Regions from separate parts of the Homo sapiens genome. Here region 2 is linked to region 1. The links are chromatin loops, found by intact Hi-C in ENCODE. Cell type or tissue: chondrocyte. All regions are shown on one strand. Links, peaks and the distances in the headings refer to the core of each region. The heading gives the core; the rest is flanking DNA.

Evidence for each region. Hi-C counts contacts between places; a loop is a spot of excess contacts. Peaks named below come from ENCODE experiments on the same cell type or tissue, not always from the same donor. Only the 100,000 strongest peaks of a DNase experiment are listed, where the experiment ranks them.
Region 2: it touches region 1 in a loop (2.3-fold over the local background); 10 of 110 quality-filtered maps call a loop at or near these places.

The regions. Positions count from the first base shown.
Region 1 is chr4:101,728,464-101,732,978 of GRCh38, reverse strand. All of the region lies in intron 2 of LOC107986297 (a long non-coding RNA gene), which reads right to left. Among named protein-coding and RNA genes, the nearest start is that of BANK1, 60 kb to the left of the region's middle. RefSeq lists a silencer at 2,073-2,367. In chondrocyte, for the core only: CTCF peaks have their summits at 2,058 and 2,260 (motif pointing right); no DNase peak of the experiment used is centred there.
Region 2 is chr4:101,193,237-101,197,751 of GRCh38, reverse strand. It overlaps PPP3CA (protein phosphatase 3 catalytic subunit alpha), which reads left to right. Exons shown (of 14, transcript NM_000944.5): 2 at 1,636-1,836. Among named protein-coding and RNA genes, the nearest start is that of MIR8066, 45 kb to the left of the region's middle. In chondrocyte, for the core only: no CTCF peak of the experiment used is centred there; no DNase peak of the experiment used is centred there.

The DNA.
Region 1 (4,515 bases), core at 893-3,392:
AAAATAATAATAATAAATAAATAAATAATAAATAAATAATTTAAACTCTCAGTACATAATATCTTCCTCTAAATTATTCTGTTTAAGACAGGGGTACACAGTGTCATGGTAAAAGTATGCTGCTGATTGTCCAAAGCTCTGCTAATTATGAAGATTAAATTTGGATAATAAACTATTAATGGATTTCAAAAGGCTATGATCACGGGCATAAAATGGTAAATAATCTTTAATATTGTATAACTTATAAGATAGTTTATCTGAGGAACATTGAAAAGAGCCAATGCCTCTAGAGTACCTTGTAAGAGCTAAGCACTTTATATATATTGTCAGTTAGACACCCCCCCAGTTGTTGAGGATTTAGACATTTTAATGACATTTACAGGTAAAGAAATTTAGATTCACAGAGACTACTCCATCCAGGATTATTTAGATAGAACATGGTAATGTGGTAAAGCTGATCATAAGCCCAAGTATATCTGAATCCAAAGCCCCAATACCAGTATGGTTTCCATTCCCTCATGACTTCTCACTAAAAAAAGAAGAAACAAGTCACATTATAAGATAATGTGCTCCTAGCTAATATATTTGAGGAAGAGGATTAAGGAGTCTTTGTTTCTAATATTTACTTAGACATCAGATGCATCCTATGCCTATTTCTATTTTGTGCTATTTTGTCTGTTTTCTCACCTCCACAAGATCGAGAGTTATTTTAATTCAGAGATTGTGACTCATTTTTCTGTCACCACAGGATACAGTACATTCATTCACCCATTCACAAATATTTGTAAAGTACCTACTATGTGCCAGGAATTATATCAGGTCTTCAGGAAAAAGCAAGAAAGATTAGTTTCCTATGGAGTAGAATAAATTCTACTTGAATAAATACACTAAGAATATTTTCAAAGGAACACATATTCAAAGTGCAATCATTCTCTCATCTATTTACCTTATTTCTAGTTGCCTCTTTATAAGAAAGGTGATGACGAAGGTTAATTAAAAACAAAACATGCGTCAGAACACCTAGCATAGAGTCATGATTTTGCAGCATATATGTTAGACATGTCAATTAACCTCTTTAAACCTTACTTTCTTTTATGTAAGTCAAAGATGAAATCTGTGATATGCAAAACGCAAAGATTTTATTATTCTTAAAATATACAGAACTACAGTAAACTAATCAAACCAAATGAATTTATAGAAATAAAAAAGCTAAAGAAATTTGGGAATATTAGGAAATTAATTTTAAAAGTAAGTATAAATTGCCTATGAAAAAGAAATAATATTCAGAATTACTAATAGTAAACATTCACAGTAAAAAAGAAGTATTATTATCTTCTAACAATTGCCAAGTATTAAAATGATTAATAATTTCTAGTATTAGAAATGGAATAAGGAAATATAGCAAACATTGTTAGAACTTTTGACTCATGCCTTTTTACAGAACAATTTGGCAATGTACATCACAGCTGTAAACATGCCATTTGACCGTACAATTTTGTGATAGCGTAAAGAAACAATAAGTAGATAAGCTAATAAAGATGTATGTATACAAATGTTTGTGATTACATTTTTAGGATACTAAGCATTCCAATGATGGAATAGAATATTAATATTGAAAAAAATGTATTGTTAAGTAAAAGTACACATAGAATTAATTACATGCATTTGGCTTCACTTTATTAAAAATGTATGGTCAAACATTTGCATGCTATCTGATGATAGCATATCTATCTCTCTGACTGGTGATATGCTTTTATGTAGATTTCTGAGTTATTTAAACATGTATTATAATGAACACATATTAAAATATAGATGTTAATTCATGCCTATCTCAGAGGGTTATGGTATACATCAAATAAAATAGAATTTATGAAATGTAAGAGTAATATACAAATGTAAGGCATTTAAATTGTAAGCTAGAATACAAGCAAACAATCTTGAAACTTGAGTTCCACTAAAATATAACACATAATAAGCTTAGGTAAGAAATTTGTATGCAATAGAGAAAGCTAAACAACTTTAATCAACAAAACTATTTTGTTAGCTAAAAGAAAGGAAAAAAAAATGTACAGTATTTCTTTTTTGTCACAGTCCCCAGATCGGCGGTAGAGGTTCCCAGTCTGTGGCAGCTCTGCTTAATGATAGATGTACCATTTTCAACAAGTAGTTTTCAAATTCACCCTGGGATTTTTCTCTATCCAGGTTAACCAGAAGAGAGAAAGAGGACAAGTGCATGTAGGAAGTTATTATAGGTCAGGCCAGCAGGTGGCATGCCTAACCTCTGTTCATATCCCATGGGGTGGGAACTTAGTCACAAGGCCACATGGCCAGGGATGCTGGGAAGGGCCAATTTACTGCATGCTCAAGAAGATAAGTGAGAGATTTTAGTGGACAGCTAGCAGTCTTTGCCAGAGCTCTAACCAACAGAATCTATGCATGCTTTTCTTGCTTCATTTAGAACATATTCACTCTGTCCTGAAGAGCCACCCCATCCAGCCAAATGTTCAGATATCTTCGAAACCATCACTGTTCTGCATCAGGTACAGGAACAGGAACAGATCCTTACGGTCTGATAATGAGGGAGTATGGGAAGAATAAACACAATGAAGGTTCCCCAAGGGAAGAATGAACCTTACCCATTGGTCACATCCATCTGCTGAGTAGGTATTGTGAAGACTCCCTGCTCTGTCCCAACATGATCACTTGTCAGGAAAGTGGAAATGGAGCCTTTGTTATCTATATTTAATGGCTTTTAAGGTCATCTTGTTATTGGTATCAGTGTCTGCTAGAGGAAGAAAGAACATGGAGGAGGGCATATGGAAGGCCCAGAGGTTGTATAAATTGCTTCTGCTCACGTTATAGGGGCTAGAACTTAGTCACAAGGCCATAACTAACTACTAGGGGGACGGCTGGCAACTTCAGTCTAGCTATGGACAGAAGAAAAACAGGGAAAAAATGATTTTGATTTAAGTAGTCTTTCTTAACATCCAAAAACCATTAAGAAAAACCAAGAGAGAAAAGTTACCTCATATCCTTGTGCTTTTTATTATTATTTTTTTTTGTTTTGAGCTCACAGTTATTTGTTCTTAATCTATGGAAATCTCTAGAGTTGAAATTGGAAATGCTTTTCTGCAAGATTACTTGAATTTGCTTTTATTTATAGCCAGAGGACATGGCTCTTCTGGGACCACTTTTCTTTCTGTGAAAATCCAGGCTCAATGAGAGTCTGAGGCTGAGTTCCTTACCTTGCTTTTACTGAAGTGCTTAGCTAAGGTCAACCCTGCCTTTTCTGTCGGCTCATTGGTCTGAGATCACAGCTCTGGTTTCTACTCATAAATATTTTGGGGGTGAGCTTAGAGATTTCCCTTTCTTTTTATAACCTTAACAATGTACTAAGAAGTATATTTTACTCAGAATGTAGGGGTTTGTAGTGAGAGGGACTTATAGTTAAACTAATCTACCATATAGCTGAAAGTGTAGCTCTAAGGGAAGAATTTTGTTTTAATATCCCTAATTAAAGACTTAAAAATTGACAAATAAAAATTGTATGCATTTATGGTATATAATGTGATGTTTTTATATATGTATACCTTGCAGAATGGCTAAATAAGGCTATTTAACGTATGCATTACCTCACCTGCTTGTCATTTTTTGTGATGAAAACACTTAAAATTTTCAAGTATACAATTTTCAAGTATACAATATATTGTTTTTAACCTTGATGTAAAATAGATCTATTGAACTTATTCCTCCTATGAATTTTGTGTCTTTGACCAACATCCCCCAACTCCAAGCCTCTGGTAACCATAATTTTACTCTGTTTCTTTTTTTGTTGTTGTTTTTGAGACGGAGTCTCGCTCTGTCGCCCAGGCTGGAGTGCAGTAGCGCAATCTCGGCTCACTGCAAGCTCCGCTTCCCGGATTCAGGCCATTCTCCTGCCTCAGCCTCCCGAGTAGGTGGGACTACAGGCGCCCGCCACCATGCCCGGCTAATTTTTTATATTTTTTTTTAGTAGAGACGGGGTTTCACCGTGTTAGCCAGGATGGTCTTGAACTCCTGCCCTCGTCATCCGCCCACCTCGGCCTCCCAAAGTGCTGGAATTACAGGCGTAAGCCACCGCGCCCAGCCAATTTTACTCTGTTTCTATGCATTTGATGACGTTTTTAGATTCCAAATATAAGTGAGACTATGCAGTAATGTCTTTCTGTTTCTGGCTTATTATAGCCAAGATATGGAATCAATCTAAATGTCCATCAACAGATGAATGGATGAAAAAAACGTTGTATATATACACAACGAAATACTATTCAGCCCCTGAAAAGAGGGAAATGCTGTCAATTGTAACAATGTAGATGAACCTGGAGAACATAGATTCTTTTTGACCTACCTCTTCCTTACCTTGTCAAATAATTCTAAAATTGTTGTTTTCTCAACTAATTTTTTTTTTTTTTTTTTTGAGACAAAGTTTCGTGGTCGCCCAGGCTGGAGTGCAATCTCGGCTCACTGTAACCTCCG
Region 2 (4,515 bases), core at 1,217-3,716, 540 kb after region 1:
AAATAAGTTTATATATAAACACATGTATGTATGCCTTACTCATCTTACAGTTTTATCGTTGTTTCTGATTTTATTACCTAAACGATGCCTGGCATAAAATAAATACTCTATAAATATTAGCTACTACTGTTACTATTTACTCTAGTTAGTATAACAATCCTCAGATAGATGTAATCCTCACTTCACAGGTGAGGTAACTGGAGCCGAAGAAGGTTATTTAACCTGCTCAAGGTCATAAGCTGGTGAGTGTGCAGAGTGCAAGGTTCGCACCCAGGTTTGTCTGACCACAAAAGCCTCCTGCTCAGCCACCAAATCTGCCAAGACTGCTTCAATATGACAGCATAGTGAAATAGATGTGGCTGGATTGTCCAGAAAATCATGCTTGCATCCATCTGTACAGGTTCATTTCCCAGTTTTTCTTTTCTGTTAGTTATAATTTAACTCGGGATTACAAATCTATGCCATTAGATTAACACAATTTTTTGGCATAGGTCTCCTGTAAGTCTTGCTTCTTTGAGAGACACTTTTAGGAAGGGAGAGGGCCAAGTTTATTCCGTTAACATCAAGTGCTTCTCCTGAGAGAGGAGTCATCCAGTGGAGATGCTGTATGTCTGTTTCATAATGCACACGGCACATGAAAGATACATGGGATGATGTTTATGCTGCTTGCCAGATACTTCTAGTTGTCCAGTGAATGAACCATCATGTGAAACAGAGAAATAATGAGTTTTTAAATAGCTTATTGGCCATTTATTGCAAATTTAACCTTTGTGGTACCATCTCTGACCATAGACCTTTGGATGCAGGGCAAGCTAGAGGAGTTTAGTGAATGTCCTCTGGCGGAATGAGTGAATGAATGTACTCACAAATGTAGAGGAAGGCATTAGCTACAAGAGAGCTTCTTGCTGTTAAGAAGATGCGGGTGAGTGGAAGAGAGAATGATTGCTTCCAAGCCTGAGCAATAATTGGACTTTGTCACTGTGTCATTTTTAAAAATACCTGTATCTCGTCCCTGACATCCTGATCTTTCACTTTTAAGGAGGTCCCTTCAGTGAGAGCATACACACTCACCTGCAAATCCTGATTTCCTTATCAGTAGTCAGTGCACTTTTGCCTTTTTGCTTTCAGATTCCTGCTGTTTTCTTATACAGTGAGTAGATTAGTTATCTCAGATGTGACTTTAGTTAGAGCAGCAAATCTGGTTGGGTAGACCTTTTCCCACTCCTCTAATCCCAGTAGAGGAGCCTGTTTTCTAGTGGAGACCCATCTTTGCACAAGTTGGTTATGGTTGGATGTATAGGAACTATTTTCTTTCACAGAGTTGATTATTGTTGAACTGAAAACTGCTTTTCATTCCTTTTCTTTTTAACTTAATCAGGATATTATAGATGCAAGAGATAGTACTGGATGAACAAGAACTATCAATTTTGTTTAAGCAATCACATTATATCTAGAATCAAAGGAAGGATGCAGTTCTTAATTTTTGATAGATAGCCCTTGATCATATTTTAATTCAGCCACTCTAAAAATATTATATTAGTTGGTTTGTGATGAGGATGGATATTTGGTGGTTATTATTGCATTGTTTGTTGTTGAGTTTTGGCTAATGTAATAATTAGACCTTTCTTCTTTCAGCTGTTCCATTTCCTCCAAGTCACCGGCTTACAGCAAAAGAAGTGTTTGATAATGATGGAAAACCTCGTGTGGATATCTTAAAGGCGCATCTTATGAAGGAGGGAAGGCTGGAAGAGAGTGTTGCATTGAGAATAATAACAGAGGGTGCATCAATTCTTCGACAGGAAAAAAATTTGCTGGATATTGATGCGCCAGTCACTGGTAAGTCCTGAGGAGGGAGGTTGCCCACTTGTATACACATTTTGTTGTTTATAGCATGAAATCAAAAGTCCTAGTTACCAGTGAGTCTTCAAATACCTTACCCATCATAATCTTTTACTGTTGAATCTATACATTAGAGTAGTAAGTATATTATACATATATACACATATTTTCATGTGTTAAATATCTGTAAGATTGCAATGCTCTAAAAAGTGGAATGCAACTTAGAGATGGTGATGATTTCTGAAGTGATACTTTAAGAAGTGATATTGTTTTTAAGTAGAAATACTAAGTGGCACACAGGATATTCATTGGGAAAGATTAGACAAAGTATCCCGAGACTTCCACAATGGTTGAGTAAGGGTATAAGTTAAAACAGTGGTTTTCAAAGTGTGATCCCCAGACTGATAGTATCATCATCATCACCATTTGAAACTTGTTAAAATATGCATTCTTAGGCCCCACTCCAGCCTACTGAATCACAGTACCTGGGGTGAGACCCAACAATCTGTGTCTTATCCAGCCCTCTGTGTGATTCTGATGCACATTAAAGTTTGAGAAGCACTGAACTTTCGGAAGAAGGACACATTTTTTTCTCTTTTGCCCGTAGCATTTTGTCCCTACAAAATATCTTTTTTTTTTTTTTTTGAGATGAAGTTTCACTCTTGTCACCAGGCTGGAGTGCAATGGTGCAATCTCGGCTCACTGCATCCTCCACCTCCTGGGTTCAAGCAATTCTCCTGCCTCCACCTCCCGAGTAGCTGGGATTATAGGTGCCATCATGCCTGGCTAATTTTTCTATTTTTGTAGAGATGGTGTTTCACCACGTTGGCCAGGCTGCTCTTGAACTCCTGACCTCAGGTGATCTGCCCGCCTCAGCCTCCCAAAGTGCTGGGATTACAGGCATAAGCCACCACTCCGGGCCTTTTTATTTTTTATTTTATTTTTCGTGTTTTAGTTTTGTTATTTCTTATGGTCAGATACATATTTTGTGTAAGTATGCTTCTCTTAGGCCATAAAAATTAAATATTGTCAAAAAATTTTGTATGGGCTGGACGCGGTGGCTAACTCTTATAATCCCAGCACTTTGGGAGGCCGAGGTGGGTGGATTACTTGAGATCAGGAGTTTGAGACCAGCCTGGCCAACATAGTAAAATTCCATCTCTACTAAAAATACAAAAATTAGCTGGGTGTGCTGGTGGGCACCTATAATCCCAGCTACTTCGATGGCTGAGGCAGGAGAATCTCTTGAACCCAGGAGGTAGAGGGTGCAGTGAGCTGAGACTGTGCCACTGCACTCCAGCCTGGGTGACAGAGTGAGACTCCATCTCAAAAAAAGAAAAAAAAATTGTATAGTATACAGCTTCTAATACCAGAGACTTTGGATCTACTCTTTATGGAGTTTGCTTAATTTACAGGTTTTCATTTTTGAAGAAGCTAAAAATATTTTCCTCTTAAATATTATTCTGATTTAGACATAGAATAGTGTTCTTTTTGATATAAAGGGGGCATCTAAAAGTATTTCATATATATTAGTGATTGCTAATTTCTTTTAAAATTATTGGTCTTCAAATGAATATTTGAATTTGACTGTTAAGAAAGAGATAAGCTCTTTTGAGTATCAGACTACACCTTTCTTTATCAAAATATCTTGAATGATTCCCATTCTAGAGAGATTGACATTATTTACATTTTATTTTTGTCTGGCAATGCTATTTTTTCTTATTTGTAATTCAGAAGTATTAACTATGTTTAGGGTCAGGTAGAGGAGGAATTGGCTCGAGGAACATTAACCCAATATTGGACCAGTGGTGAGTAAGTCAAGCCAGAGACTTACTCTGTAAGTTACTGACCGATAACTTCTTTTGTGGAATTCAGAAATAAGCGTAGTAGATATGTAAACTCTCAAAAGAAGTGATCAATATTTTATAATTAAAAAGCCACTACCATATTTTCCTCTAGTCCTTCCCTCCTACTTTTTATTAATAAAAATGTTTCAGTCTCAGATGTTTAGAGAAGAGTTGTACTAACATTTGCCATGGTTTGCCCCCATTTAAGAAAAACTGAGGAATTAATGTCCTAGTTATTGGAAATCTAGATATTCCTTCATTCTTTTAGCATTTTTTAAAGTTAAAATGAACAAAGACTTTCTCTTCAAGTGTTCATAAGACAATGAAAGGTTTGGGTTCATTTAGGATTTTTTTCCCCTAAAAATTCATTATGTTTTATTTTGGAGAAGTCAGAAGGACCAGGAAGCCGCCTAGTCCCCTGACTCCCTGCATCTGTCCGTCTGGAGAGGGAGTAAAGGAGTGTGGACTTGCCCTCACAAAGCGGATTTAGCGTGTGGATTTAGATAGGTGAGCAAACCATCTTCATAGGAGTAGAGATGAAGTTTATCCAGACAAGGGGGCCATGAGGCCAGTTCTGTTTTTTTTTTTCTTTCAGCTAACATGGCTGACTAGACTGGTAGCTGTTTCAGATTTTTAATTTGAAGACTATTTCTGTGTTGCAGACATTTTGTAAAGAAAAGTATTTTTCCTCTTTGACATTTTTTTCCCAAAAAATGTAGTTGAACTTATCTTTGTATTCTTGCAAACACACAAATGGAACGTTGAAAAACTGTGGCCCCAAATCAGTGAGGCAACACATTTTGGTGATCCAATTTAATGAAATGTTTAT